Linked DNA regions of Homo sapiens: regions 1, 2 and 4 are each linked to region 3. A link is a loop called in an ENCODE intact Hi-C map of the cell type or tissue named here. Cell type or tissue: mammary epithelial cell. All regions are shown on one strand. Region 1 overlaps FRMPD3 (FERM and PDZ domain containing 3). Region 2 has its middle 9.3 kb from the start of RIPPLY1. Region 3 overlaps VSIG1 (V-set and immunoglobulin domain containing 1). Region 4 overlaps TEX13B (testis expressed 13B).

Evidence for each region. Hi-C counts contacts between places; a loop is a spot of excess contacts. Peaks named below come from ENCODE experiments on the same cell type or tissue, not always from the same donor. Only the 100,000 strongest peaks of a DNase experiment are listed, where the experiment ranks them.
Region 1: a loop joins it to region 3, with 4 times the contacts of the local background. A loop is called at or near these places in 5 of 110 quality-filtered maps.
Region 2: a loop joins it to region 3, with 4 times the contacts of the local background. A loop is called at or near these places in 9 of 110 quality-filtered maps.
Region 4: it touches region 3 in a loop (12-fold over the local background); 10 of 110 quality-filtered maps call a loop at or near these places.

What each region holds. Positions count from the first base shown.
Region 1 is chrX:107,534,792-107,542,791 of GRCh38, reverse strand. The region is part of intron 4 of FRMPD3 (FERM and PDZ domain containing 3); the gene reads right to left. All of the region lies in intron 1 of FRMPD3-AS1 (FRMPD3 antisense RNA 1), which reads left to right. Among named protein-coding and RNA genes, the nearest start is that of FRMPD3-AS1, 7.0 kb to the left of the region's middle. In mammary epithelial cell, CTCF peaks have their summits at 69 (motif pointing right) and 4,777; no DNase peak of the experiment used is centred here; H3K27me3 peaks cover 291 bases.
Region 2 is chrX:106,890,037-106,898,036 of GRCh38, reverse strand. No RefSeq gene overlaps it. Among named protein-coding and RNA genes, the nearest start is that of RIPPLY1, 9.3 kb to the left of the region's middle. RefSeq lists an enhancer at 2,858-3,382. In mammary epithelial cell, a CTCF peak has its summit at 3,506 (motif pointing left); DNase peaks (open chromatin) are centred at 2,716 and 3,456.
Region 3 is chrX:108,068,400-108,076,399 of GRCh38, reverse strand. VSIG1 (V-set and immunoglobulin domain containing 1) reads right to left here. Exons shown (of 7, transcript NM_182607.5): 4 at 3,568-3,723; 5 at 3,031-3,150; 6 at 182-323. Among named protein-coding and RNA genes, the nearest start is that of PSMD10, 19 kb to the left of the region's middle. In mammary epithelial cell, a CTCF peak has its summit at 4,189 (motif pointing right); DNase peaks (open chromatin) are centred at 3,469 and 5,279; H3K27ac peaks cover 1,294 bases.
Region 4 is chrX:107,974,046-107,982,045 of GRCh38, reverse strand. TEX13B (testis expressed 13B) reads left to right here. Exons shown (of 3, transcript NM_031273.2): 2 at 1-377; 3 at 487-1,182. The coding sequence ends at 966. It also overlaps the pseudogene LOC112267910 and the pseudogene NLRP3P1. Among named protein-coding and RNA genes, the nearest start is that of TEX13B, 4.3 kb to the left of the region's middle. In mammary epithelial cell, a CTCF peak has its summit at 3,144 (motif pointing right); no DNase peak of the experiment used is centred here.

The DNA of each region.
Region 1 (8,000 bases), 530 kb after region 3:
TCCCTGCCAGCTGGGAATACGTTAAGCTATTATCTACCATTTACACTGCAGTTGAGATTCATTTACCCAATCAGCCACAGGAGGGCAGGGCCCTAAGATACACATCAGAAACAAACGTCCTCATTGTGTCTTGGGCCCTGGTCCCAGCTGGCTCTGTCAGAGCCAGCAATCTCATTCCCACAGAGGGGAGATTGCAAAAAACCACTTCTTTCACCTGAGTCCAGCAGGAACTCAGGCAGTGAGTGTCAGTCCTGGCTGCATAGTAGAAATGCTGGGAGGAGCTTTTAAAAATCCTGAAGCCCAGGGCCCACCACAGACCAATTACATCAGAATTCCTGGGGGTGAGGTCTGAGCATCAGTATTTTTTTCAAGCTTCTGATGATTTCCAAATGCAGCCAAGATTAAGAACCATTGAGCTAAAGGAACCTTAGACTTCTCATCCTGAGCCAAAGGGGCAATTTGTTGGCAGCAGACAATATAGCACAATGAAATCCAGAGCTGGAGATCACTGCAGAAAGTGATTACAGTATTGATTATACATGGAGTTGATAAATGCCTTTGTGTGTTGCACAGCCTGGTGCTCCAATCCTGAGCAGGGGCTGCAGGCTGAGGCAGAAGCAAGAGAAAGGGGCAAGATAGAAAGATCTGTAGCTATGCTCAGGCAGCTGTGTTTGATTCCATCTCCACAGTCATCCAAAGTTCCACCAAGGTGCCACAAACATGAGGCAAGTGGAATCTTTCTACCTGACAGTCACCTCTCTTCTCTGCCATCATCTGCCCTCAGATGCCTGCATGGCACAGTGTGTAGAACGAGGCATCTCTAGAGACCTGAATGGGCCATGCAGCTCAACCTTCATTTTTCACATGTGAAACAGAAGCCTGGGAAGAGGATATACTTTACCCAAAGTATTGAAATAATTGAGTAGCAGAGCCGAAACCAGAACCCAGGTTTCCTGAGCCTTTGCTTAGTGGTTGTTCCCCCACAGCAGGCTAAAGCTGGGAGTCCTTTCCTGATCTTTCATCCACTGGTTCTGGTTCTACCTTGGTGTTATGTAATGGACTCAAACAAATGAAGAACCCCAACTGGTATCCTTTTATGTATTCACCACAGTGAAGAGGGTGGCATCCTTGCTATCCCTACCAAAGATGCAAGATTAGATCCTGTCCTAGAGAGTTTCTGTTTGTACCACTGAAAACCAAAGATTCAGTTAATTATAGGCACAAACCACAAAGGAGGAAATGAAATTGCCAATATTTTCAGGGATTATAATCATTTCCAGGTGTCTGTTTCAGAGTTATTTTCAGCTTGTTTATACTTCAGTCCTCATTGACCCTTGTCCTGTTGGTCTCTAAGATTCCATCCTATTCTCAGTCTTCAGCCTTGATGCTGGTGACTCATTCATTGCCAGCTGGTCTGTGCTAGATGTCATGGAGTCACATCTAGCCTTATGCTCAGACACAGGTGAGGCCTGCTTTGCAGTGTGATATGAGGAGCCTCTCAGAGGCCTCCGTGTCCCAAAGCATCTTCAAAGCTCAGCTCTGGGGCTTGAAGTTCGTAATATTAGGGGCACTCCTTTGAATTACAATGTTGAGAATTGGGAAGGCCCGGGTCAAAATGTGAATGCGGTAGCAGGAAGGCATAATACACTTCAGGGGCCAGCAAATTACAGGCCTACATAGGCCAAATCTTGCTCACCACCTGTTTTTGTAAATAAAGCTTTACTGGAACACAGCCGTGATCTTCATTTATGTATTGCCTATGGCTGCTTTTGTGCTACCACATATGGCCTGCAAAGCCTAAAATACTTATTATATGGCCCTTCAGAGAAACAGTTTGCCAACCTCTGCACTAATTCATAACCATGCACTAACCAGCTGTTTTTAAAACGTGCCTGATGATAAGAATCACTGAGGAGTGCTTGTTAAAGCACAGATGCCTAGGCTCACACCAGATTTTAAAAGTTAGAATCTCTGGAAGAGTGGGGCCCAGAAATTGACATTGTTGAAGAGATCCCAATCCATTAAGCATAGATTAATTGAGCACCTTAAGGCTGGAATGTTTGAGCTCTTCACTGACCCTATTTTTTTCTCCAAGCAGCTGGGAATCTCACTTTGCAACAGGCACCCTTTCTGGCTAAAATGAATTTTGGCTTGAAACATGGGACTAGAATTGCTAAGTACCTCTGGGGCCACTGCAAGCTGCTTGAAGCAAATATGAAGCCAGCAGCTTGGTGGAATAAGGAATAGAAGAGAGTCTGCCTTTCCCTCAGTGCAGAATTCAGCAGCTGGTTATTTTTTGACCATTTTTTAAATTTGTTGTCTGTATTAGTACAGATGTCAGGGTTGTGATCACTCAAATCTTGACCAAAGTCAGATATAGGGCCAAATATTTTAGAACAAGATAGGGCCCCGCTTTGGTAACTGAAAAAAAACGAAACTCAGCTTCTTGAAGCTTTGACTGATTTGCCCTTCTGGCTACACTGCCTTTGACACCTGAGCCTACTTATAACCAATTCCTATAGCAACCACTGTGGGAGCCTAGGACAATGGAGGACCATCCTGGTTTCACCAGATCACTACTAGGGGAACCAGGGGGCCTTCCTTCCCACACTCAAGACTGCCTGGACATGAACATATCCTCTGCCTGACTTCCAAAGCCCGCCACAAACTACACCTGACTCTCTAACCACCTCTCTCCAAGATCACCTTTTGCTGCACTTGGTAGTTCTATCCACAGCTCCCTGCACACACTGGGCTTGTTATCATTCCTGGACCCACCTCACGCTGTTTCCTCCCTGTCCCCATCCTTCAGGGTCTAGAGTGTCCCTTTGACTAGCTAAATGCCATCACTTTACAGCTTAGTTCAAACTCTACCTTTATCCTCAATCCTTCCCCAACTCCTCAATTCCCCTTCTTGGATTTCCTATAGTACTCCTGTTAATCCACACTGCCATTGCTCACATCCCCAACCAGGCTGTATAAGCAGAGATGCCATTTTATGTTAATATGTCTCCCCCTAGTACCAAGCACATAGTAGACATGGCATAAAATATATTAGTTGATTGCTAAAATTAGTAATGAATTAGTTCATTAATTCAGCATATATGGTTGGAGTATCTACCATCTGACAAACACTATACGTCAGGAAGCTCTGTAGAAAACCAGTTTCTCTGAGGTGGTTCCCATTATTTTGGCTTTCTTTTTCTGGGCAGGTGGCTCCAAGCAGAAGGGATTCCAGTTCTTTAAGTACAGGCTGTTTTCAGAACCAGAAAACTGGGTTTCATTTGAAACAGATTGTCTGTACTTGCTTTATCAGGGTCATTCTTGGTCATAATCCGGTACTTTATCCGTTTAAAAATATTTACTGAGTGCCTACTGTGTGCCAAGGTCTAAAGATTTCAAGATTAATAAATATCCAGTCAGTCATGAGGACTAGTTGGTAATTCAAAGATTAAGGAATACCCTTAAGTACACAGAAGCTTATTAAGTGGCTATCTATGCAGTATGGTTTGAGGGGCCCTGGGAAAGAACTCCTGTGACCCCTCTCCCCAATTGTCTGCCATGCTATGAGTCACTCTTACAAGGAAAATGTCATCTGAGAGAGACTCCATATCAGAATCATTTGGTGAGCCTTTTCAAAAGACCAATACCAGGGCCTCATCTCCAGAGCTTCTAATTCAATGAGTCAGGGCAAGAGCCCAAGTATCAATATTTTCATGTTTTCTTTTTTTTTTTCTGTCTCTGCTGCTCGAATGAATCAGAAGTGACTATTAATAGTTTTCAGAGCTTCTCAGATGGTTATAATGGATAAACAGGGTCAAGAACCATTACCAGGCCAGGTGTGGTGGCTCACGCCTGTAATCCCAGTACTTTGGGAGGCCAAGGCGGGCAGATTACTTGAGGTCAGGGATTCGAGACCAGCCTGGCCAACATGGCGAAACATCGTCTCTACTAAAAATGCAAAAATTAGCCGGTGTAGTGGCACATGCCTGTAATTCCAGCTCCTCGGGGGCTGAGGCAGGAGAGTCACTTGAACCCAGGAGGTAAAGGTTGCAGTGAGCTGAGATGGCACCACTGCACTCCAGACTGGATAATAGAGTGAGACTCTATATATATAAAATAAAATTACCAGCCACAGTATGTAGGAGTAGGTATTAGGCCATTATCAGCCACATAATGTAGGAGCTATTAATAGAAGGAGACTTGCAGATTGTCTGGTCCAGTGGTTTTTTTTTTTTTTTTTTTTTTTTTAACAAATATAGATTCCTAGGCCACATCCTGGACCTATTAGGAGGTTGTCTTCTGGAAGTAGTGGTAATCAAACTTTAACATGACAAGAGTTCTGTAATAGGTAGCAGTCTCCTTGCACCCATGAGATGCCAAGTGCCTGCTGTGAACACAGTAGTATTTTCTGTGATGTAGGGGGTATAACATTAAACACATATTGGGGGTCTTCAAGAAGCTTTCAGTATAGCTAAAGAGAGAAGATCTGTCAATGGAGACTTGTTAAGGTGGTTACGTTCTATGACATTTCCATAAACACTGAATTAGTGAATACTGAACTGTTGCTCCAATATTTCACATAAATTATGGTGTTAAAATGTAAAAACAACTCATCCTAGTAGCTTCTATGTTCTTTATTTTACAAAGAGAAAATGAAGTTCAAAAGTGTTAAGTGACTTGCCTGAGGCCACTCCACTCACAGGTGCCAGAGTCAAGATTCAAACCCCGTCCAACTGGCCCCAGAACTGCAGTTTCTTTCTTGCACTACACTGCACTGCCCCCTATCGTCTTCATCCTCTGATTACCTCTGTATGAGATCTGACACAAGAAGGCAGAGCATCACCTTGTCCGACCTCGGCTGGGAACGTGTGCATGGGGTAAATCAAAATTTTCACACTCTGCACATGTCTGCAAATGACCAGGAAAGTGCCGTGATTATTGATTTTGGGGGTTATAAATAAATTTTTGGGAGTAGGCAAATTTGCAAATAGGGAATCTGCAAATAATGAGGATCGACTGCACATGTAGGTAAGGCTGACATTCAATTGGCATGCACTGGGATGGCCATACCAGTTGTAAAATACAGAGAGATTCTTTCACACTGATTGGTAAATAGGCACTGCCCTATGCTTCCTGGATGCCACCTGACCTCTCCCCCTGGACCTCCTTACAAACGTAGATCAACTACAGGGTTAACATCTGGCACAACTAGGAGGCCTTCAAGATTCTGCTCCGGTGTTATTACTGGCTTATATTTTGACTGGATTGGCTCCTACTGTACAGGTCATTAAATGTTTTGACAATTAGCCCCGTGTGTGTGTACTCGTCCACTTCTATGCTCCAAGGATTTAGAGAGCACAAGACTGAGAACTAGAATGTAAGCTCTGTGAGGGCAGGGACTATGTTTGTCCTGTGCACTGCTATATTCCCAGCCTAGAAGAGTGTCCAGAATAGTAGGTATTTAATAAATGCTTGATGAGTGAATGAAAAAATTAGGGAAATGCTCATTGAGATTAGTCAGGCAAAGCTGTTTGGAGAACATGAGTATCAAACAAGGTCTTAAAAGAAACAGACATGTATTAGAAGAGATGTGGAATAGCAAAAGGACAAAAGTCCACGGGGCAGTAAGACCTAAGAAGGAAATGTACCTAAGAAGGAGAAGGAAATCAGCCTGGCCGCAGCAAAGGGGCCATGGGTTGGGACCTGCAGAGTAAGCAGAACAGGGGGTAAGAAAATGTTGGAGGCACTGGGATGGGAAAGTCGAGATAGAGATTGGGGTGAGTGTTACGCCCTTTATTCTGCACCTAAGTTTGGACACTTGAGTTTTGTTTAGGTTGCTTTGTTGGCTAGAAACTGGGTTTCCTTCCTTCCGTCAACCAATATTTATTAGCACCTACTCTGTGCCAGGTGCTGGGGATACAGCAGTAACAAAACACAGTCTCTACCCTCATGGAGCTGACATTCTAATGAGGGACAGAGACAATAAACATGTAAATATAATATCTCATGGGAATGTAAAATGGCACCGCCACTTTGAAAAACAGTCTGGCAGTTTTTTAATAGGCTAAATATACACTTACTATTTGATCCAGCAATCGTACTCTTGGGCATTTATCTCAGAGAAATGAAAACTTATGCCCACAAAAATCCTGTACACAAATATTATAGCAGCTTTATTTGTAGTAGTTCAAAACTGGAAACAACCCAATGCCCTTCAACGGGTACATGATTAAACAAACTGGTACATCCACACCATGGAATACCATGGGTACTACTCAGCAATAAAACGGAACAAAATATTGATACATGCAACAAGTTGGATGAATCTCGAGGACATTTTGCTAAGAGGACATTTTGCTAAGTGAAGAAAGTCAATCCCCAAAGGTTACATATTATATAATTATATTTATATATTATTTTTGCTTGTTTTTTAGAGAAGTGGCCTCGCTCTATTGCCCAGGCTGGAGTACAGTGGTGCTATCATAGCTCAAAGCAGTCTCCAACACCTGGGCTCAAGCAATCCTCCTGCCTCAGCCTCTCAAGTAGCTGGGACTACAGGTGTGCCCTACCACACCTAGCTAAATTAAAAAGAAAATTTTTAGAGACGAGGTCTCATTCTATGTTGTTCAGGCTGATCTCAAATTCCTGACCTCAAGTGATCCTCCCATCTCAGCCTCCTAAGTAGCTGAAATTCCAGACAGGAGCCACAGTGCCTTGCTTCCATTTATATAATATTTTTGAAATAAAATTAGGGAAATGTAAAGTGGTTGACAGGGATTGGGTGTAGGCGGTGAAGTGAGTGTGGTTATAAAAGGACAACACGAGGAATCCTTTGGGTGACAGACTTGTCCAGTGATTTTTTTAAGTTTTAAATTTTTGTGAGTACATAGTAGATATATGTATGTCTAGGGCACATAAGATACTTTGACACAGGCATGCAACGTATAATAACAATATTATGGTAAATGGGGTATCTTTACTGTGTTGGTGGAGACATAAACCCACATGTGATAAATTCATATTGAATCATATACATACGTTGTGTCATTGTTGATTTCCTGGTTTTGCTATTGCACATAGTTTTTGTTCTGTTTTGCCTTTTTTTTTTTTTTTTTTGAGATGGAGTCTCGCTCTGTCACCCAGGCTGGAGTGCAGTGGTGCAATCTCAGCTCACTGCAACCTCTGCCTCCCAGGTTCAAATGATTCTCGTGCCTTAGCCTCCTTTGTAGCTGGGACTACAGGTGCGTTCCACCATCCCAGCCTAATTTTTTTTGTATTTTGTGTAGGGACAGGATTTCACCATGTTGGCCAGGCTGGTCTCGAACTCCTGGCCTCAAGTGATCAACCTGCCTCGGCCTCCCAAAGTGCTGGGATTACAGGTGTGAGCCACTGCACCCAGCCTATTGCACATAGTTATGTAAGATATAACCACTGGGAGAAACAGGGTAACAGTACATGGTATATCTCTGTACTATCGTTGCAACTTCTTGTGATCTACAATTATTTCAAAAGAAAAGTTAAAAAATATAATATTTCAGCTCTGATGAAAAAGTAAGCCATATCAGAAGATAGTGAAGGTAGATGCTATTTTAGAAAGGGTACTCAAGGAAGGCTTCTGCAAGGTGAGATTTGAGAAGAACTGACTAACAAAGTAAACCCACATTGGGTCTCTGATCGCAGTAGTAAATTCTAACCACACATCAAGCATGTTTTAGTGGGAGAACTGGTGGTCATTTTCAAGACAGGAGGTTGGGAGGTTGGGACTGACTGCCTACTGCCCACTAGGCAACTGCACACATGCAGCAAAGTGGTGGGGAGGGGACTATTGGTAACAACAATGGAGTGGTGGGGCTTGCCTGCCCAGAGACAAGAGAACTGGAACTGAGAAAGGCCTATCTGCCTGGGACCATTGTGTGTACATATGTGAGAGAGCACATGAGTGCGTGTATATGTGAGTAGTGTGTGTATATGTATGGGTATGAGTGGGTGAGTGTATG
Region 2 (8,000 bases), 1.2 Mb after region 3:
AAATAAAAATGGAGCTATCCTGGTGGAAGCCATAATGGGGGGGGGGGGCCAGAATTCTTATGCTGGTGTCTTCTCTCCGGTAAAGTAGCTGTCTCCACCCCTTTCTGGGAGGCACTTTCAAGGATCCCTAGACTGTGGAAAACACAATTTGGAAACCACTGTTCCAAGGGTTAAACCAGGATTGATTTGAAGTAGAAGGGAGATTAATTAGTACTTCAAAATGTCCAGTGTTCTGTTTAAAATCCTTGTTTTGGGTCCTAAGCACCCAGCATTTCACAGCTCAAAAATTGCTCGAATCCTTATACCATAGGTTATAGGGATTTAAAATCCTTGGAATCCCAATATCCTTGGTTTTAAGGTATTATATAGCATAGTATTACAAATCCCTAAATCCTCAGGGATTTAAAGATCCTAAAACCCTTGGAGCAGTAATTCGTAACTCAGAATGGGCTCTTCTCATTTTCCAACCCCGCCCTCCTTACTGCACACTTGCTGTTGTTTACTGGGCAGACATTTTGTCTCGCTGTCCTCTCCGTCCCCTGTCCTGAAATGGCTTCCAGTCCTCTTCCCCATACGTGGTTGCTAAGTCATTGGAATTCACTGTTCTGACTAATCAGAGCTCAGTATGAGTTACTTTGTTATGGGCGTTTCCAATCCTTGTGCCAACTTCAACTCCAGTGCACAAACTCAGGAGAAAAATCTCTGTGCAAAACTCAAGAGTCCTTCCTCCAGCTCCATTTGGCTGGCCCATCCTAGTGTCCCAGCACTTCCCCATCCTAGCACTGATTTCCTCCTGTTTCTCCCACCTTGTTGCAGCAGTGAGAGAACACATCTGTTGGGGTGAGGCTGCATTTGAGCTGGGCTTTGAAGGATGGGCATGAGTAGTAATGGAGGGAGAAAACTTTTCAGAAAGAGGCAGCACTATGAATGCCTTCATTAAACAATACTTATTGAGCACTTACTATGTGCCAGCCCTTAACGTTGTAATGATTAGGAGCATGGGCTTTGGAAGCAGATGAACATGGGTTCAAATGCCTTTTCTGCTGCATGCTGGCTCAAATCATAGGCCCACTCCCCTCAAGTGTCAAGGTCAGCTCTCTGCTCTTAACCCTTTCACTACAACCTCTATAGTTTTTTGTTTGTTTGTTTTTTGAGACAGGGTCTCACTCTGTTGCCCAGACTGGAGTGCAGTGGCACTTGGCTCACTGCAACCTCCGCCTCCCAGGCTCAAGCAATTCTCCTGCCTTAGCCTCCCGAACAGCTGGAATTACAGGTGTGCACCACGACGCCCAGTTAATTTTTGTATTTTTAGTAGAGATGGGGTTTCATTATGTTGGCCAGGCAGGTCTTGAACTCCTGACTGTAGTTCTTTATTGTGTCACACCTCTTCCCCACACAGCACATGCTCATTAAAATAGTCGCCTATTCTCCTTTGCCTCAGCACGGAAAGCCCTCTGCCTACCCAGTGGGTGTTACAAACCCTCACCTCTCACCCCCTCCTCAAAACTGTGCCTGTGTGACCCATCTAGTGGGTAGATACATTGTCTCCTTTCCTCCCCACTTCCCTTTTGCCAAATGGTGGCCAATCCCCATCCCAAATAAGGTTGTTAGCAGACCTGAATCCACTGTTTTGGCCTATCAGGAACATGGTGTTGGTTCCTGTGTTTTTGGTTTATCCCCTGGCTGGCAAGGCTCGTGACAACCTCCATGGAAACACAGAAACCCAGATACAGAAAGCCAACAAGGAATGACTGCTCTGACAGCGGGTGCCACAGCACTTGCTACTGACGTTACACCCATCATCTTGTGTGGTACTTGTAATCACAACAGTCCTAGAGATAGGTCTTATTATTATCCCCACTTATTAATGAGAAAACTAAGAGTTAGCTGGGTTTCTGTGCCTGGGTTTGTGTGCCTGCATGGAAGATGCTACAAGCCTTGTCAGCAGTGATTAAGTAAAAAATACAGGAACCAACACCAGGCCATGACAAGTAAAACAGTGAAGTCAGGTCACCAGTTTACAACAGGAGACTGGAGAAGAGAGGAGATGAACTGTCTGTCCACTAGAGAGCCATAAAGTCACAGTGCGGGGTGGCAGGGGGGCGGGGGAGTAGGAGGTGGTGACACCCACAGGTGTGGGAGTGGGGCTTTCCCTGTCCAGAGAAGACTAGACAATAGGATACCTAGGAGGATAAGAGTTAGAACAGCTGATAATTCTGGAATTCTTGTTATGAACCTTACATGGATTAACTCCTTTAATACAACAACTTTGAAGGATAGGTACAGTTGGGAAAACTGAGGCTTAGAGTGGTTTTTAAAACTTGCCCCAAATCACACAGTTGGTAAATTGTGGCACCTTCTAAGCGTCAGGCTTTTTACACATTTTACCTCATTGAATCCTTATGGCAACCCTAAAACTCAAGCACTATTATTTTCCTTGTTTTATGGATGAGGAAACTGAGGTTCAGAGAGGTTAAGGAATCTTAAGGTCACGTAATTAATAAATGACCGATCCAAGATTTGAGAGATGACAGCAATTGCTCCAGGTTACATTAATGGTAAGTGGCAGAACTAGAGTTCAGGGCTGCCTGACACCAGAGCCCTGTGCTTTCAGGAGGTGGAATCAACAGGGTTTGCTGAAGGATTAAATCTGTGGGAGGGCAAGGGAGAAAAGATTTAAGTTCTGGCTGCAGGGAAGTGAGTCAGAGGATATGAAGAACTCTGGGCCAGGGGCCAGGAAACACTGAGGGCCTCTGAAAGGTGTCACTGAGGGAGGAATGTTTGGGGACCTCCTGCCCGGCAGTGGCAGGCTCTCACAGCACCTGGGCTGTGGGCACAGGGCTACCAGGGGTGAGAGGGGGATGAGGGAATTCTGTTCCTGCCCCTCGGTGCTGTGCTGCCTCAGAGTGGAATGGGCCCTGGCTGGGCATGTCTCACTCTGGCTGAAAAGTGGGAGGAACTACCAATTGCTGAGCTCTCCCGTTCTATCCCAGGCACTGTGCTTGGCACCACACACACTTTATCCTGAACTGGGTGGTGGTGGTGGTGGGGCATCCTAATGTTTACAGATAAGAAACTGGGACTCAGAGAAGTGAAGTGACCTGTTAGTAGCACAGGCAATGAGTGGGAAGCTGGGGTAGAACAGGACAGTGCGACTACAGAGTCCTGGCTCTTAACTACTAGGCTCCTCCTTCCCTCCTCCTTATTCCCCCAGAGAAGCCCTGAAAGTCCCTTAGGGCAGGCAGCTCACCCTGGCCTCCTGCAGCCTACGGGGAAAGAAGTGTGTAAACTGTCACAAAAAGGCATTGCTATCCCCATCACTGGGGACACCTTGAGGCCTGGGACCAAGTGTGAATTAAAAGAGGTTGAGGGAGAGACCAGGAACCAGCTGGAGTCAGGCTCTGGGTTTTTCTAGAAGTCTTCCATCCAAGGGAGAGAACAGCGGCCTCCAAGTCCCTAGCGATTCAATTCGTTTTCGCTAACAGCAAGACAGGCAGCCCCCTCTAGTGGCTGAGCTCTAAACCTACAGCACAAAGCCCAGGATGAGCAGGGCTCATCCATCCAGAGGATTCTATGGCCAGCACTGTTTTGTACCTGGTGGTTATAGGGACAGACTCTGGATTTAAACCAAACCTGGGTTCAAATACTGGCTCGACTCCTTGTTAGCTAAGTGACCATGAGAAAATGTCTCTAAGCCTTAGTTTCTTCATGTATAAAATAGGAATGATAATAATACCATTTTAACAGGGTTAATGTAAGAATTAAATGAGACAGCATATGTAAGGGGCTGGCAGAGTACTTGGCACATTACAGATGTGATAGAGACATGCACATATATTTATATATACATGTACACACACTACTATACATTGTGCATAGGTGTATATATGAATGTATACACATCTAATAATTGTTCTTTTTTGACACATGCTATCATAATAGTCGTCACCACTTTGACTTCCCTTGCCTTTCCCATCTGATATGGTTTGGCTGTGTCCCCCCTGCCCCCAATCTCAAGTTGAATTGTGGTTCCCATAATCCCCACATGTCATCGGGAGGGACCTGGTGGGAGGTAACTGAATCATGGGGGCGGTTACCTCATGCTGCTGTTCTCATGATAGTGAGTTCTCAGAAGAGCTAATGGTTTTATTAGGGGCTTTTCCCCAATTTGCTTGGCAGTTATCCTTGCTGCTGCCATGTGAACAAAGACTTGTTTGCTTCTCCTTCCATCATGATCCTAAGTTTCCTGAGGCCTCCCCATCCCTGGGGAACTGTGAGTCAATTAAACCTCTTTCCTATAAATTACCCAGTCTTGGGTATGTCTCTATTAGCAGCATGAGAACAGACTAATACACTATCTATCTAGCTCTACTAAACCCTGGTGCCCCAATTACTGTCAACACACTCCCCTGAAGCTTATGGGAAAGACATGGGCTAAGATACTTGCTTTTCTCCATGCACACTTTCAAGAATCTTGGACTGCACATCTTTGTCCTTCAATATTCTGGGAATGTTAATAAGCTTGCTTTACACAGGTGCTACGCTCTTTCTGTGTTTCAAAGCAACTTTACCTCCGTGATCTCATTTGAATCTCTTAATACTCCCAGTACTCTCATTTTTTTTCATTTTGTTTTAGATACGGGGCCTCACTGTCACCCAGGCTGGAGAGTAGTGGCTCAATCATAGCTCACTGCAGCCTCAAACTCGTGGGTTCAAACAATACTTCCACCTCAGCCTCCTGAGTAACTAGGACTGCAGGCGTGTGCCATCATGCTCTGCTGTTTTTTTTTTTTTTTAAATAGAGACAGTGGTCTCATTTTGTTGTCCAAGCTGGTCTTGAACTCCTGGGCTCAAGCAATCCTTCTACTTCAGCCTTCCAAATTGGATTACAGGCATGAGCCACTGTACCCGGTAACATTTTTAAATGAGGATATTGAAGATGATGACATGGGAAATGACTTGCTCAAGGTTGCATAGCAAGTCAGTGCAGGAGTCAGAACTAACCTCCAGAATCTCGATGTTGAGTCCAGTGCTTTCTACCAACCCTTGCAATCGTCCAGGGCCTTAAGCTCTGACTAAATATGAAGCACTTGTAATCCAGGACAGAACTTACTTTTGAAGGCCACACCACTACACTTTGACACCAATCTCCTGCTTCTACTGAGGCCAAGGTTGTATCTCCAGGAAACTATCAAACTATGATTCTTTACCTATAAGAAGTGGTGCCATGTTGCCAGGACTGGTGACCCAAGACAGCTACATCTCCGAAACATGCAAAGAATACAATTAAATGTTAGATGATGGGTTTGCAGAGAGGTGAACATTATCTTTTCAGCCAAGCTGCATGCACTGCTAAAGAATTAGCTGCTGTCCTGTACTCACAGCCAGCTTGACTTAGCCACTCTTTTTGTGTTGGACATAACCATCAGTGTCTCAGAAGGGCAGCCTTGTCCCTAGTCAGCACAAAAATTGGGAGGTGTTGATGCATGTCAGCAGCATGGGTCCTGATGGCAGCATCTGTTTGTAGGCACTGAGAGAAGCAGTACGATAATAACTCAAAGCTCTCAGTGTCATTTGATATTACTTTGGGGGCAGAGGATGCAGGCTTGGCTGTCAGTAGCAGTGGCCGTGTTTTCTCATTCTAACACACTGGTGACAAAATGAGCACTGCTGAGATAACAAATCATAGAGCCCAAACACCCTCTCCCTAGCCCCCATGTGACACTGGCAAGCTTGGTTCTGCTCAGAGGGGAAGCTTGTTACTTCCTTCTGGAGTGTTGGATCTCTGGGTGGCACTGAATTTTTCTTTCTGCTATCACTTGTTTTTTACTTGCTCATCACCATGGCAACTCGAGAGCGGGAGCCAACATTGAAATCAATCTCTCCCCAATAGACATATGTGGAACAGCAAGTGTACTCCCTCTCTAATATTAGGGAAGCAAAACATTTTTAACCCTCTCTCCGTGCTTCAGCCTTGGTCCGTGGTGATAGAAAATACTTTCACCTGCAATTTCGGGCACCTTTGCTCTTCCTGCATGGGAGTTTCCAATCTCATTGGTCTGAGGCCAATCATTGGGCCACAGCTCACCAGTGACTCAGGTCATTACAGTGAAAAGAATCATACACATCTGTGACTAGATAGCCGGTTCCACTTGCTGCTGGATGATTGGGTCAGGCCAAATTTGTTCTGAAGACTTTAGCTTCTCAGATTCAGAGTGAAGGGAGTAGCTTAAGCTGCACTTTCCAATCAATTTTTTTAAACCAAAGAACCTGCAACAGAAAGAGGAGAACAAGGTTACCAAGCCTATGCTGAATTCTCAGATCAAGCGTTTATTAATAAATACTTTGCTTACTATTCTACTATTGCTCATTATACATATAATTTTCTTGGTGGGAAGGGTTGAGGAGAAGGGTAAGATTCAGGAATTCAGGAATAAAAACTCCAACTTGAACCCACAACATCTAGGAAGGTTTGCCCAAGGTCAAAGTCTTGTCCCAGCCTATGTCTACACTGGGCAGAAAGGATGCACGTGTTCAATTTCCTCACCTTCCACTGATTTCTCGAGGATTTTGGGAGTACATCCAATTGAAAATCAAATTTTATATTGAGCTTTCAGTAGTGTGTAACTCTTGCACGGATACCGAGACGTGACCTGCCCATGTAATGAAATCGTTAGCCTGGGAGTAGGAGCTTTGCCTTGGACTAACAGTCAAATTTCCCCCTGCTCAAACACAACCATAGAAACTTGAGTACCAAAACGTTCTTGGAAAACTGTTGACAATTTCCACGTGTAAGAAAGCCCTGAAATAAAAAGCCATTCTTTGTAAACTTAGCAGATTTTTTTGAGTGGATATTTAATATCTTCTGAGATGGGGGCAGTGCGCTGGGAAGGAAAGGGCACCAAGCATCAGGAGACTGACTCAGGTACTTGTTTAGTTCTGTCATTTATTACTTGTTCAGTCCTCTAATACGTTGGACAAGTGATTTAATTTTCTCATCTCTAAAATGGGGACAACCTTTAGCCTATCAACCTCGCAGGTTTTTGGGAATGAGGTTCCAGTATATAGTTATATGATTAAACCACTCAGAAAACTGTAAAATGTTACATAAAGTTGTATTTTATAAGCACTGTGAAAAGAACTTCAGGATAATAGTCTGCCTTTCAAAATGCAGACACAAGCGCTATAAATTTCTGGGAGAAACCCTTGGCGATCTTCATAGAAGTCATTCATGCAAATTGCTAGAGAAGCTAAACCTCATGGCTTCACTTAAAAAGGTAGTAGAAATAGTTTTTGTCTGCCCACCTTTCCTGGATACCCCATTTCCTAATCAACTTGGGGCAGTTTTCCAAGAGGCCCTGTATGTGAAACTGTAAATGTGGGAGCAGTAACTTTGCCTGAATTACTGAGAGTGGTGACATTTGGTGGTTGCCATTGGCAATAGCTTACAAAATCTGAAGTTCACATTATTTCTCCGAGGCTAGGCTGCTTGTGCATTTGAGTAACACGAACATATTATTTCATTCTTTTTTTTCTTTTTTTGAGACAGTCTCACTCTGTTGCCCAGGCTGGAGTGCAGTGGCGCGATCTCGACTCACTGCAACCTCCATCTCAAGGGGGCAAGCAATTCTTATGTTTTATATAACTCCAGAAAATGTCCAGGCGAGCGCCAGCATGCCCAGCTAATTTTTGTATTTTTAGTAGAGACGGGGTTTCATGTTGGCCAGGCTGGTCTTGAACTCCTGACCTCAAGTGATCTGCCTGCCTCAGCCTCCCAAAACGCTGGGATTACAGGCGTGAGCCACTGCACCCGGCTACATATTATTTCACTCTGAAGGCACTCAGCATGTTAGTAAAATTGACTTTTTTTTTCCTACAAACAACTTTAAGGATTCATACTATTTAAACTCCAAAAAGGTAGAGGGAAATTTTCAGTTTTTTTTTCTCTAAAATAGTGGAAAAACTTACAAATAATCCATAAGAGAATAATTCCAGGCACA
Region 3 (8,000 bases):
GCCTGGCACACAGCACTCAATAAATAGCAGCCATCATCATTCTTTTTTAAATTCAATGAGAGTAAACAGAAAGATACCTCTGATATCTTATACTAAAAGGAGTGCTTAGGAATTGATGACTGAAAAAGACATGCCTGAGAAATGTTTGTATTCAAGTAAAGACAACAAAATGAAGGCTTACTCAAGTTCCGCGATGGTCTTAGAATTTCTTTCTTTTGCCTTTGCTTTTGCCTTATTCCTTGCGAAGCACACAACAGAGATGATGATGGCGGCACCTACCAGGCTACCAATCAAGGCCCCAACAATGATTCCAACTTCTGGATCTGAAGGATACAAGCAGCTGGTTAATAAAGTGGAATATATTGTCATTTTATAATGTGTGTTTGTGACTAGTGGGGAATATCAGGGCCATTCACATAGTGGGAAAATGACTTGTATAGGCTAGGGAAATGGAAACCCCTAGAACTCTGTCATTTGGACTCACAGTGGGAGAAGACTATTGACATTTGTGCACATAAAGAATAAAATGTGGCCAACTTGGAGGAGGTGGGGTTGCTTTTGAAATGGGATTTAGAGAAAAGAGTCTTGAGACACCATGGAGTTGTGATCTGGTCACTAGAGATAAGCCTCTGTTACAGGCAGGAACATTTCACTAGGCTTTCCCAGAGCACAGGTGAAATTGGTCCCTAAAAACCTCCCCCATGGCGTCAATGCTTACGAAGGAACCTCATGCACTCTGGTCACTGGGAAGTGATATGCCCATTTTGATAAACAGGCATCTGGTTTATTGTCTCGGTCTATGGACAAACTTAATGAGTGGGACATTATCCAGCTGAGCACCAGACCTTCAAGCCCTGAGGTGTTGTCTCTGGAAGACCACATCTGGGTTATAAGCCAACCCAACCCCATCTGCCTCCCCTCACACAAGGATGGACACCTTATATTTTGAGCTGCCTGATAATAATTCCTTTAACTTTTTATGATTAAGAGAATATAAGTAAATAGTTTAAAAAGTCAAATAGTTCTACTACATGTCTCACAAAAACAGCAGTTCCCTGCCCGACTCCTTCCCGTTTCTGAGTCCCATTCACGAAAGGCAACCACTCTTAACTCTTTTTAAAAGTCTTCTTGCCCCCATGTTTTTATTATGTTTGCTCTGATATGTCCTACCTTTTTTCCATTCCATCATTTTCTTTCAACTTCGTACCCTAGAAGTTGGAGATTGAGCTCTTTTACACCACTCCCCTCACACCCACCATGTTCTTCCAAAATAGTTATATCACAAGTTTTAGTTAAATCCAAGTTTGCAGTAGTATGGCTATATAAATATTGTTCACAGCTGAGGAACACAGTATACTATGATTCTTTCTTGTACAACATTTACAAAAATTTTCCCGGAGGTTAATAATTGCTTCATTTGGGGATTAATAAATGCATTATCACTCATCCCGAAATTTCCAACAAAACCATTAAACTTCTTTCAATTGATTCAAACATATCAGATGATATATCAGTTTCTTGTGATTTTTCCCTCAGAGACATGCCATGTGAAGCCCTCCATTCTCTTCCCCCATCATGACCTGGTTGCTCTCCTAAGCCTGCTGCTCTACCGTCATGCTTCAGCTTTCCCATTTTATAGATGATGAGGCTTTGCAAGTTCCTTCAAGATCCTGCTCAAATAGCACTTTGTTGGTAAAGCCATCCCAGTTCTATAAGCATAATTTTCCTCCCTTGGTGCTCTATAGACCCTGTTCAGACTTCTATTATAGGATTTAGCATGTTTTAGTTGTGTTTGTCCCTCTAGCTGAACTGTGAGCTCCTTGAGTATAGGACATACATCTTCTTTATCTCTGTATCTTTATCACCTAGGACAGTCCCTGGAACACAGTAGATATTCAATAAATATTTGAGGAAGGAAGGAAGAAAGAAGGGATGTGGGAGGGAGAGAGGAAGGCAGTGCTGGACATCATTGGAAAAAAGACTAGAAAGGAAGCAATGCTCAAGTCCAAATCCTACATATCTCTACATCTGCAGTATGATTGTACCTCTGAGAAGGCAAAAAGATATTGAGGGAATTCTAAAGAAAGATAACAGAAATGATGCAGGAAATATAGCTGAAAGTGATATGAGAATAAAGGAGCAAACTTCAGGAGAAATAAAAGGAAGAAAGTTCAGGTGCATAGGAAGAGCAAAAACCCACTGGAACTTGCCATCCCTGGATATGGCATATATTAAAATCACAAATTCAAAGTAAGTTTGAAAAAAGATCCTAAGTGTTATTAAGTGATCCTTGAGATGTTTGGTGAGATATTCCTTGTGAGGAGTTGCCCCTGGGTCAGCTCAATTGGACAATTCCAGGAGTCTTAAATCTTACACTCAGAGAGTGAGTAAGCACCTTCGAATAGGAAAATTGAGGTTTAGAGGCATCCTGGCTCTGCCAGTTACTAACTGGATGACCTTGGGCAAGTCATTTACTTCCCTGAGCTTCAGTGTTCTTTTCAGCAAAATGAGGCCGACAATAGTCTGCCTCCCTAGATAGGGGTGGTTGGGAGGAAAGAGTGAGATAATACTCAGCATAATTCATGCTCCACAAATAGTAGCTACCGTGATTGTGGGTACGAGTGTTATTATTATAATACTATTATTATTAGTGGCAGATCTTTGCAAGGTATATGTTTGTCAGAGCTACAGTGTCACCTGGATTTACCAACAGCATCACAAAGAGAAATTCAGCCTGCTGTTATCAGAAAGGCTTCTTTTTTAGTATTGAATAGTAATACCTACCTTCTAGCGATTTTGTGAAGCAAACAAATTGCTTTTTGTAAAGGATTTAGGGCAGCATATGGCATATATTATTATGTGAGCATTAGATATTAGGATGGTCATTCATCATATCAGCCTGTATATAAAGCACACAAATCTCCAGAGAAGCAGGAAGCACTAACTGGGGATCCTAACTAATTTATTTGTCTGACAGGCCCAGACTACTTGATTTAAGGAGAAACCGTTAAAGTTGTATGGTCAACTCACGTGAAGAAGTGAGATCGATTTCGCAGGAACTATTGCCAAGTCTGTTGATGGCAGTACACTGGTAATAACCTTGTTCAAAATTTGTCAGATTTCCAATGACCAAAATCCCGGTGGTTGGGTCTGTTGAAACCAGGGAATAGACTTTTGAGATCTCTTCTGTGCATACAGATAACATCAGTGTAACAGATCACTCAATGTCCACCCACTCCCCCATATTGGCCTCTCTTTCTTGAGATGTTCAGGATTCAACTAGGCCCCTCAGGACTGTTCCAGTGCTAACTCACCTGGGACCATGCCTGTTCCCTACATATTCACCATCTCTGAGCTGGCTTTTAGAATTTGGGGAGTAGACCAGAACACAATCATCGTGTTGGGAGACAGGCATTCTTTTTACATTACCAGCCGCCCCCCTCCACCCGCCACCACTGAGAAAACAAGAAGATTGAACTGTAAGGTCAAGCAGCCAACCACACACTCCTGCTGTCATCCAACCACAGACACCAGGCCTTTCCAGGGTCTACTGCAGGTTACACTTACTGAAGTTTTCTTTCACTGGCACGATGTCTCTTCCCTCAAGTTTATGCCAGTAGTACACAGGGGAAGGTGTTCCAAGCGCAGAGAGACAGGAAAGGGAAATAGTGTGGCCAGTTTCTGGTCTTCCTTGAACGCTACAAAGGGGCTTAGAAGGTTTCACTGTAAGGCAATGACAAAGAATAAAAATTCTTTAGGATGAATGGCATTCTGTGACAATTGCAGTCACTTCCTCACTTTCATTTTGAATAATATGTGTGTTTATTTATTTTTAAAAAAAATTCTTGGCCAGGCGCAGTGGCTCATGCCTGTAATCCCAGCAATTTGGAAGGCCGAGGTAGGTGGATCACCTGAGGTCAGGAGTTCGAGACCAGCCTGGCCAATGTGATGAAACACCATCTCTACTAAAAATACAAAAATTAGCTGGGCGTGGTGGTGGGCGCCTGTAATCCCAGCTACTTGGGAGGGTGAGGCAGTAGAATCACTTGAACCTGGGAGGCAGAGGTTGCAGTAAGCCAAGATCACGCCACTGCACTCCATCCTGAGCAACAAAGTGAGACTGGGTCTCCACACACACAAAAAAAATTATTAAAATGTATGTTGGCAGTTTTCTGCTTGCACCACCAGGTGGGAGTAGAGCACTTCAGGTGCAGGGCCCTTCTAGTCAAGAGGCCATTAAGATTCAAATAGTGACTCCTCTGTCTGCCTCCTCCTCAGATTTATAACCATGAATTTCCGCATTGTGTCTTAAAATATGCCTTTATTAAAACAGCCAAATATAAGCAAATACTAAATGACCAGGAATATAGTTTATGCTTTAAAAGCACAGTTTTAAAGGAAAATAGAATCCTTAAATACTCTGAGATAACCTATTATTCTTTTTAAAATATTTAATGCTGTATTTCTCTTTTCTCTCATGATTATTTTCTTTTTTTTTTTTTTTTTTGCATTTGTTCATCTGTGGGTGACACAAATAGTTGAAAGGTTTAAATTTGCCTGTGTGCATCATCAGTAGGGGAAGTCCATTTGGGGGGTGCACGCTACTCAGCACTGAAATATTTATTCATCCTTCACTCAGCAAGCACCCATGCCTTCTGTGGGCCTGGCATGGGACTAGGCACCAGGAATTCAAAAGTAACTTTCACACAGTTCTAAAGTGGGGTGGGAGAGGGATGAGAGATGACTTTAGAGAGGGGAAGAGGCCTCCAAGACCACAGCAGGAAGAACAGGTTTTAGGTGAAGGGGTGACAAGGAGGAAGGGGTACTAATGAGGTCAGTCCGGGACATAGAGTTTTAGCTGCTTATGAAAACATGTCAGGGGAGAAGTCCTGTGGGAAGCTGGGAATCTGAATCTCCTCATTCATCTTACTTACTTGCACGGTTTATTCTATCTTACATATCTTATACATTTATATATCTATCATATCTACATATCTATCTTATATCTCTTATCTTAGATATTTATTTTATATCTATACATCTATCTTATACACCTTATATATCTATCTTATATACAGACAATGATGTAAATTTCTATACTTTCCAACTCACCTTGCTTATCTTCATTTTGCTCTAGAACCCTTTAAAGCTTAGGTTCTCTAATTTAGGTGAGTTAGACATGAAATGTGTCATATTACTCAGTCCTACAGCTCTTACCTGAGACGCAGTGGTTAAGGGCACAGCTCTGGATCCACACAGAATACGGGCTTTGTAACTCTACCCTGGATCTGTATAGGCAAGTTACCTAACTTAGCCAAACCTCAGCTGACTCATCTGTAAAACGTGACTAAGAGATTATCTAACCTCTGGCTGATCCAAGTATTAAATACAATAATAAATATAGGGCCTAGAACCTGGAATTTCTGTTGGCCACAGCAGCACTAATTCCTGCTACTAAAGTTACTCTCCCATTGACTTCCGCTCAGTTCAGCCTTCCCAGACTCTCACTATCTGTACACAGGTGCGAGAAGACAGATGCATATAGCTATAATTCTTAAACAGTTTACTAGCCCTATCTTTTAAGCATGTGTCTTTTTAATTGAAAGGAATATCCTTCTACTTAGTTCTTTATTCTTTCTTATCAAAGATTTTCTCAGGTAGGAACAACTTGTTGGATGTGCCTATCCTAAACTAAGCTATTTAACCAGAAGTCCATTGCAGCTATCACTAGATTTAGATACTGCCTTTTTAAAAAGATGGCTATTGTATAGCCTTTACAGCAGAATAGAACAATTTGAACAGAAAATTAAATGGGGGTGTTTCATCACAAAGTTGGACACCAGGACTTGAACTAAATTATGGCAAAAACCTGGAATGACTTGCACTCATTTCTTGAGCCCAGAATCAAACCCAGATAGGCATTTTTTTTGCTTAGAATATTTTTCTCCTTTTATTTTTTATTAACAAAACATTTAGTGAATCACTTTGAACCAAGTCCCAAACCTATATATTTTCTAAAACTACTGACCCAGGATTGAACTGAAATTTCATCCAGTTAAAGTCCCCAGTGGAACTTGGGTATTTTACTGGCAAAGCCATTGATCTACCATTTAGCTTTATTGCTTTCAACAGAATTGGGGTGGGAGGAAAAGGCTCAGCTCAGAAAAAAAAAGAAAAAAGAAAAAACAAAGTGCTTCAGTAGGTTCTTAAACCTTCCCTAAATCAATCATTTTCTTTTTATGTGCCAAATTGCGGAAGGTAGATGATGCTCATTCCAAATGCACACAAAATAATTATTCAAACTTGATCTGGGTATTTTTCAGAGATTAATTTTCCAAGGTTGTCATACCTAATGGAAAGCTCTCAAATGAATGGCCATCCAAACCACCTGGTTCTTTGCCCATTGCTGTTTCCTTCACCTAAACTGTGCCTTGCCATCTCAGCCCCTCTTCTTCATCACACACTCTTGCACATCCTTCAACATTCAGCACAAAAGTCACTTTCCTCAATAAGCCTTCTCCAATTCCTGATACAGCTTTTTGCCCTTTCCCCTGTGCCCTCATAGCTCTCCTCTCATACCTCCACTGAAAGCTTTTATGTTACGCGTCTGTCTCCTTCACTAGACTGAATTTTAGAGGGCTAAGACCCTATCTTTTACATTTCCCCATGTCCATTGCTTAGCACAGTAACTGGCACGTGTGCTCAGGGTTTGTTAAATGAATTCATGCATGAACGAGTAAATGCATGGGATTGATGCTCACTGCTGGGTAACAAAACATCTGAAAGATACATTGCTATGAGAGTCATCTTTAAGGAAATATCAACACCTCTCCCCACAATTAACCTGTCTCTCTTACCCACCTGTCCCCATCTTGCCTCACCTTTCAGTCAGGGCAAGCAAAATTGTCACTCATATACAATGAGATTTGAGAATTGCAAATAGTCGCTGCAATTTTTAGAGAAAATTAGCAGTCTCAAATTTTCCAAAAAGCCTACATTTGGAGGAGGCCTTTGTTCTTTGCCCAATTAACAAAAACAATATTTTTTAGAGTTCCTAAACAAACAAGGAAATCCACAGACCCTTCTGCCTCTTACCTTGTCTGGATCCTGGCTGCTTAAGGAAAAGTCATGACACAGAGCTATCTGACACAAAGACTCATGGGAAAAAACACCTCTGAGATGAAGTGACCCTCAACTTCTTATGGAAATTGATTTGGGATCCTCTGAGCTTTAAATTTAAGAATATTAACCTTCTTGTCTAACTTTATCTCAGGGCTATTTCCAAGCTCTGAGATGAAGAGACTTGGCTTCTTTAGATTGTTTCTGGTCAGAACATCCCAGAACCAGGAAGCAACAGAAAATCATTAGCTAATCCCTCCAGTTTTTGAACATTTAAAAACCCCTTTGATCTCCAGTATTTCATTTTATAGGTAAAATAACAAAACTGTTCATAACAAACCTGTAAAGAAGACAGGGCAGAAATTATAACCCCATCTCACAATGGTCAGAGAAAGGTGGACTGACTTGTATAAGGTCACTGAGTACAGAGTAAGATCTAAAACTCAGGTCTTCTGAGTGCCAGTTTGATGCTTTGGCATTTATAGCACATCACTTAGTTCCCATGTATATAACTAACTAGTTGATATGGTTTGGATCTGTGTCCCCACCCAAACCTCATGTCAAATTGTAATCACTAATTTTGGCGATAGGGCCTGGTGAGAGGTGACTGGATCATGGGGGCGGATTTCCCCCTCGGTGCTGATCTTGTGATAGTGAATGAGTGCTCATAAGACCTGGTTGTTTAAAAGTGTGTGGCATCTTCCCCTCCCCTTCCTCCTGTTCCAGCCATGTGAGACATCTTGCCTCCCCTTTGCTTTCTGCCATGATTGTAGTTTCCTGAGGCTTCCCAAGAAGCTGCTATGCTTCCTGTACAGCCTGCAGAACCGTGAGACAATTAAACCTCTTTTACTTATAAATTACCCAGTCTCAGGTATTTCTTT
Region 4 (8,000 bases), 94 kb after region 3:
ACACGAAAGGCCCCGAGTTCTACTTCGAGAATATATCCTTATCCTGGGAGGAGGTGGAAGACAAGCTCAGGGCCATCCTGGAGGACAGCGAGGTGCCCAGCGAGGTCAAAGAGGCCTGCACCTGGGGCAGCCTGGCCTTGGGTGTGCGCTTTGCCCACAGGCAGGGGCAGTTACAAAACCGCAGGGTGCAGTGGCTGCAAGGCTTTGCCAAACTGCACAGATCAGCTGCGCTGGTCTTGGCCTCAAACCTGACGGAACTCAAGGAACAGCAGGAGATGGAATGCAATGAGGCGACCTTCCAGTTGCAGCTAACCGAGACCAGCCTTGCGGAGGTGCAGAGAGAGCGGGACATGCTGAGATGGAAGCTCTTCCATGCCGTAAGATCCCCCGAATGGTCCCTGTCCAATGCCTCTGCCCTGCCCCAACCTGTCCGGACCCCCTGCCCTGTCCCCAGAATGTGTTTCAGCTCTGCCTACTTCTCTCCAGGAGCTGGCACCTCCCCAGGGACAGGGCCAGGCTACAGTGTTTCCAGGCCTGGCCACTGCCGGAGGGGATTGGACAGAAGGAGCAGGTGAGCAGGAAAAGGAGGCGGTGGCTGCTGCTGGTGCTGCTGGAGGAAAAGGAGAGGAGAGGTATGCAGAGGCAGGGCCTGCCCCCGCAGAGGTCTTGCAGGGGCTGGGAGGAGGCTTCAGGCAGCCCCTCGGAGCTATTGTAGCAGGCAAATTACACCTTTGCGGGGCAGAGGGAGAAAGATCTCAGGTCAGTACAAACAGCCATGTCTGTCTTCTCTGGGCTTGGGTCCACAGTCTCACTGGAGCCTCTTCCTGTCCAGCTCCCTACCTCATTCACATACTCATACCCATGCCCTTTGTCCGCCTTCTCAGCCATACCCAATATACCCCCTTCACCAGCAAAGGTCACAGAACGGGTTCCAACTCAGATGCCTTTCAACTGGGGGGCCTCTGATGCTAGCCTGTGGTCAGATGTGGAGGCCCAGGGAATAGACCCTCAAGAGCCCCCAAGAGACAGGAGAGACTCCGAACTCCATCAGCAGAGAAGACCTCCAGTATATCGCAGGCCAGGGAACTGGGACTGCCCGTGGTGTAAAGCTGTGAATTTTTCATGGAGGGAAAATTGCTTCCTCTGTGGGAGGCGAATCTGGCTGCAAAAGCCTCAGTAAATTCAGAAATGTAAAATAGAACAGAAATATATCTCAATGGGAAATCAATCTTCAGGGGGAGAGGGGAGAGGTGGGAGGGGGATTGGGTGGAGTGGGGGAAAGGGGATGAGTGGGAAGATTGGACAGTAGGGGGGCGGGGAGGCGGGGTTGTGGGTGGGAGGATGTAGATGACAGGCAGGGAGAGACATGTTTTAATGACTCCATTTGTATTTCAGAGTATTAGTAGTCAACACTCCAGAACTACTGCAGTTTTTATTTGTGTGTGTGTCTCTAGCTCCCTATCTTAAGTATCTGTCGGACCTGGGCAGTATGTAACACCTACACTCTCTCCCTTCATGTAGGCTTTAGATAATTGGAGCAGGAGTGGATATTTGACCAATCCTGAGCCAAATGAATTTTTACGTTAGAAAATCTGAACAGACAGGCAGATTCCACAGTCAGAATAGTGTTGGGCAATGAAGCAGTGGGTCACTTGGAGTTGGGGCCAGGGTCACAGCCATGGACACCAAGGCCATAGCTGAGGCCTGGCCCTGGCTGTGGGGGAACAGAACTGGATGCTTTACAGAGTCAAGTGTCTTTTAGAGGACGCCAGTATGAGGTTTCAGGGAGCAGACAGGCATAGAGGAGTTCATCCTGTGACTACAGAGAGATGGAGAGGGTAGTGATGGCCCAATCACTTTTCACTTCCTGTAGTTGTGCTACAGGAAAATGTACTTTACACAGATCCCCTTTACTTTAAACTAATTTGAGTGAGTTTCTGTTCTGAGCAACCAGATTATTTCCCAGTCAGAAGTTTGTACCAGAAGAGCAATTTTGAACAAAAGACCATTAAAGAAAATGGTGGGACTGGCTGGGGAGTTGCATCAGGGTGTGGTGAGCAGTGGAGATTCCTGAATCCCAAGAGTTTCCATGAATGAACTGGATAGAAGTTCATTCATGCTCTGAGTGAGTTATATCACAAGAAACAATCAAAACAGGCCCAGGATGAACCCCAGGTTCATCCTGACTCAAATCAACAGCAGAGATTTGCCACCCCTAAGGGAATCCCTTAGGCCTACCTACAGAAGACACCAGCACCATGCAGGTGCAGACTGCTATGACTGTATGGCCCCATGACAGGAGAATCCTTTCCAGTCCCCAGTGAGTAGAACCAGGGCAGTCAGATCTGAAAAGAGAACTGCCACTGCCAAGGAGGTGAGTCAGCAACTGATAGTGCTCAGAGGGTTTGCTGGTCTAGACTATGAGCCAAAGCATGGTGCCATCTTGAGAGATTCTCTCCCCCAACCCACCACCATGATAAATGTGGGAGGGAAATCTGGCTACAAAGCTCTCAGTGAATTCAGAAATGTAGAACAGAACAGAAACATATCCCAATGGGAAATCAACTTCCAGAGGGAAGGGGTGAGGTGGAGGAGGATAGGAGTGGGTACGGTAAGGGGGTAGGTGACGGGTTAGTCTGCTTCTCTCCCTCTGATGATTGTAAGTTTTGTTGACGGGGGCTACATGTATGTTTTAGCGCACAGGTGGAAGGATGAGAAGGGGCTACACCTGGACCAGACTGAGACACAACTGAAGGAGCCCTGGATATTGCCCAGGATCTGTGGACCTAGAGACTAAGAAGCTGTCATGGCCCTGGGGCATCTCTGCTGCAGCTAAACTTGATTTTTAGGTTTTCTCCTGTTGGGGATGAACAATAATCAGGATTGAGGGCCAGGTTCCTGGCCTGCAGTTTCAGAAATGTCTTTGGGTTTCTTTCTATATCTCTAGGGCAGGGTTTCTTAGTCTCAGTACTCTTGACATTTGGAGCTGGATAATTCTTTGTTGCAGGGGGCTGTCCAGTACATTGTAGGATGTTTAGCAGAATTCCTAGCCTCTACCCACTAGTTGCCAGAGCATCCACCCCCTCAGAGTCCCAGTTGTAACAACCAAAAATGCCTCCAGATACTCCCACATGTCCACTAGAGGGCAAAATTGTCCCTGGTTGGAAAATGAGGTACTTAGGAGCAGTCAGAACGGCAAGAATTAGGAGAAAAAGGTCAATAAAGCTGAGGGGCCCTCTCAGGAGCTGAAAAGTATCCACTGGGTCTGGCATTTACTTTGGATCTTCCAGCAGATCTAGGGGAGCGGCAAGGGCAGAAGCCAAACTGCGGAAGTGAGGAGTGAGTGAGGATGATGTGGAGTCAGTGAGGGAGGCTCTTCCTCAAGGATTCTTGGTTGTGAAGGGAAGGATTGAAGTGAGATACTCAGTTGAGAGAGGATTTTTTTTCTTTAATTTTCTTTTTTTTCCTGAGACGGAGTCTCGCTCTGCTGCCCATGCTGGAGTGCAGTGGTGCAATCTTGGCTCACTCCAACCTCTGCCTCCCGGGTTCAAGTGATTCTCCTGCCTCAGCTTCCTGAGTAGCTGGGACTACAGGCATGTGCCACCACGCCCGGCTAATTTTTGTAATTTTAGTAGAAACCATGTTAGCCAGGCTGGTCTCAAACTCCTGACCTCAGGCAATCCACCTGCCTCAGCCTCCCAAGTGCTGAGATTACAGGCATGAGCCACCGTGCCCAGCCGGTTCTTTTGAATATGGGAGAAATCTGAGCCATGGAGAAGGAGATAGCTGAAGAAAGCTTGAAAATGCAAAACACTTGTGAAAGAATGTGGTAGATTTTGCATACTGTATTGGAGGCATGGCCCCTGTATTGTTAAATGAAGAAAAAATCATATGACAAGGTTGCTTTTGTTTTTGTAAAACAAAACTCCCCAAAGTTCTGTGAGTGTGTATATGAATGTTACAAATTTATGTATTTATGTTTGTCTTACGTTACAGTTTTATGTTTGTGTAAGCATAGAAAATGGTCTGGAAATATATTTAGCAAACAAGGTACCTGGGGTGGGGGTGGGCTCAGGGTCAGGGGATAGGAGGCAGCAGGGTATGGGGATATAGGGTGGGATGGGGTATGGGACAGCTGGGTGGAGGGCTTTTCTTTCTTTATATACCTCTGTGTTATGAAAGTAAAATAATTATTCACAAAAATACAAAAATAATGAAGTGAATTTACTGGCTTGGGTGGCTTGCAAGGGCTGCCTTTTCCTCTGGAACAGGAGGAAAGAAGAAGAGCAGACATTGATCTATAAGGCAAAGGGGTGTGAAAACAAGGGGGCACCTGCTTGTGTGTTTGTGTTGTGGACAAAGTGCTTGGAAGTAAGTGAAGATGGAAAGGCAGGGCAGGGGTGGGATCCTCTTTGGGTACTTTGGGGAATAACTACGGGGTAAAGGTGGGGAATGGAAGGAGAGAAAAGGATCGTCAAGCTGCATGGAGTAGGATAAGACCCAACTGAAAGAAAACTAAGGGGGAGAGCAGTGGCAGTCTGGGAGGAAAAGAAAGTTGGGGTGGCAGATCCAAGTGGGGCAGCACACCCAAATTTCTCTCTCAGGTGTTACAACCGTCCACTTACTCATTACAGCAAAACAGTACATACAAAAGGGGAAAAGGCAGGACGGGCGGGTAGAGTTCTGGGCCTGACTCCTTCCTGCCCCTTCTAGGCCTGTAGCATATCTCTTCATTTGTTGCTCCACTGTGGCGAAGCTGAAAACTAGCTATATTTTATTTTCAGGTCAATCAGCTGGGAGTGCAATTTCTAGAAACCTAATCTTTACCTGCAAATACCTAAGAGTTTAAAGCAAAGTTCGACTTACTTCAGGTCTTTGATTTTACAGTATGGAGTACGCAGTGCTTGGCAGAGCAGGTGTAGCTGACACACTGGCAAACTGCGCAGCTGAAAGGACCTAAAAGAGATGAGGAAATAAAAAGTAATTTAAAATAAAACTTAAGTAAAAGGCTTATTTGGCTTTTGTTACCTTGCTAGTAGCACTAATTTACCCCTTCCCAAAACCTTGAGACGTATTATCCCATTTTGCAGATAAGGAAATTAGGGCACAAAAAGTAATCTGCTCAAGGTCACATAGGTAGGTACAGAACTGAGGTCATTACTCAGGTCTGAGTCCAAAACCATGTTACTATGTGCCAGGCACTGAGGTAAGCACTTTATTTTCACAAATTATCTTATCTGGCCCTTAATCCAATAACAAGTATTATAATCACCATTTTCCACATGCTCTGAGTCGTCAAGTGACTTGCCCAAGCTAACTTTACAATATAACTGGTTCTTGGTTGTCGGTACTAATAGAAGAATTCATAACAATAATTAAAAACCAGGAAAGCTCAATAGTAAACTCTTACATAGCCAATACGCTTGGGAAAGAAGAATGTTGGGTTAAATTTTTGATAAGAGTTTAAGCCCTCTGATAAAGGCAATAAGGGTTATAGGGGAGGACGCCATCTAAGGTTGACTTTCTGGAAACCCAGAATGAACCAGAAGACCCTTTGTTTCCATCAGTGTTTCAACTTTAAATGTATTGGTCCATTATTTTACTTTATAATATACAACTGGAATAAGGCTGTATATTATATACATATACAGAATTGGTCAAGACCTTGTAGACAAGGTCTTTCATAATTCTGAGTCCGTTAAACCTCTCTTAAACTAGAGAGGGAAGGAACTAGAGGTCCTTCCCTCTCTAGTTCCAAACACAAATTCTTGTTAATGCCTCCCTCCCTCTCATTTCCCTCAAACACACATACCCCATGCTCATTTCCACCTTTATGCTATTCCCCACACAAGAAATACAACTATAAGGGACACAACTTGAGTTATTTCATTCCTCAAGTGGAGCTTTCTGCTGACCCCTCTCCTCCCAGTCCCCTGCCCCTCAACTGGCCTGAAAACTAAGGGAGAGGCATTATCAATCTTAACCCAGATATTGAGAACAGACTTACAGCATTTTCTAGATAACACAGGTATAAGTCTTCTTTGCTGCTTTAGTCAGTAAGCCAGTAGGACTGTATTTTATGGTATACAGAGTCCATATTATAAAAGTAACTTACCTAAGCCTCTTTCAACTTCAGCTCATGACCTTCTGTGAAGTTGCAAGCTCTGATGGAAATAACCAGGATTTATAGCAAGATAATACAAGAGTGTACCTCTGCCCCTTACTAACCTGAAGTTCCTTGAGGCCTCAGTGATGAAGTATATTTAGAGGAGAGTGACAACCAATCAAATGTTACGTTTATACCTTTTTCCAGAATGGTCATTACACCAAAATAGCAGAGTCTTCAACTTGATGACCTTACATGCTCATAACACTTTAGAATTACAAACCACATCCACACAGTGACAATGAATACTAATACACACACACACACACACACACACACACACACACACACTGACTACTACAGTGCCTGTTGTCTGGGAAGGATAAAAACTGGAGGAAAGACATGGATATACGCACTGATTAAGTGTTAAGGCTGGTGGCACGAATGTTGAGGCTCACTCTTCCTCCTCAAATCCAAGTAGGTGCTGACACTTCAGAGACACTGACAGGTGACTGTGACTGCTTTTTACACAGAAGGACATAACCAGAATGTCCATTTTTGTATAGGTAGGTTGAAGCAGTATAATTGACTGTAAATCATCAATTATCCTTTTTGCATATTCTTCTTCCTGAATCTCATACAAACAGTGAAACAGGTCCACCGGCTCAATCTGTAACCTAGAAGACTTATCCTTTATTTCTCTCTCAGTCCACTTCAGTAACTCCTCTTGAAGTCCTGGGGAAACTTTTCTTCCAAAAGTAGTTTCCACAGCCTTTCCTTTTCCTTTATGTAAGAGGCCAAATAAGAATTATATCATTAGTGATGAAAAACCTTTTCCATATTGTTGGAACATTTCTTGCCACATTTTCTCTGCTTGATAAAAAAACATCCAGCTATTGTCATTCTTCAGGGCATGGAAGACAGCAGTCAAGAACTCTTGGAAACTGAAGTGAAGGAAAGTGTAGACACTGACAGCTCCTTCAGCCTTTTTCAAAAAGCGACTGAGAAAAGTGCAGTTGGTATCACACACTCCTATCCCATGTCTTCTGAGGTCACTGACTGCAAACAAAACCTGATGATTTTGCAGACCCTCTGCAGCCAAACGGCAAAGACCCCACAGGCAACTTTGTCCCTCCCATACTGAGATACCTGTAAGGGTTTTGAGGCACTTGGAAAAGTAGAATAAATACACATCAGTCATGGTCTGAAGTGACCTCAAGAGAGTCCTGTCACCATCTCCCTGTGACTGCAGGACATTGCATATCATCCAGGAGACGATGGGAAGTGAAGACATAATGTCAAGGTCTTCATTCTCTCAAAGATCATAAAAGACTTTCATTGTTGTATTAGCACCTGAAAACTGGCTCAATAAATATGCTCTCTTTTCGGTATCTGTAAACCATAATATCTCTGCCTGGATAGGTTGTTTTAACAGAGAGTGGAGCTTCTTCATGGCTGTAGGCCGGGCAGTTATCAGGAGGGAGGATTCGGGGAACAGTTTTTTCCTCACAAAACTGCACAAGAGACTCTCTACTGGCCTCCTCTCCTGGGGGTGAACACTAAGATCCTCTTCTTGGTCACCAACAGGGTCCTGCAGCTCAGGAAATCTGTCGAGAATGAGCAGAATCTTTGGATATATGAGAATAGTGTCCAAGATTGGTCCATTTATATTTTGAAAAGTGTTAGTATAAGGTCAGCAGAACTAAGGTTAGCAATATGGCTGATTTCAATGCAGTTGACGTAGATGAGATAGTCACACCTGCCTGGAGTAACCGTTCCTGCTGCCCAGTCAAACATGAACTTGTGCACCACAGCTGTTTTTCCAGTCCCAGCACATGCCTGAAGCACCACAGTTCGGGGTGAGCTGGAGCCCTCTTCATTAGAATCAAATACA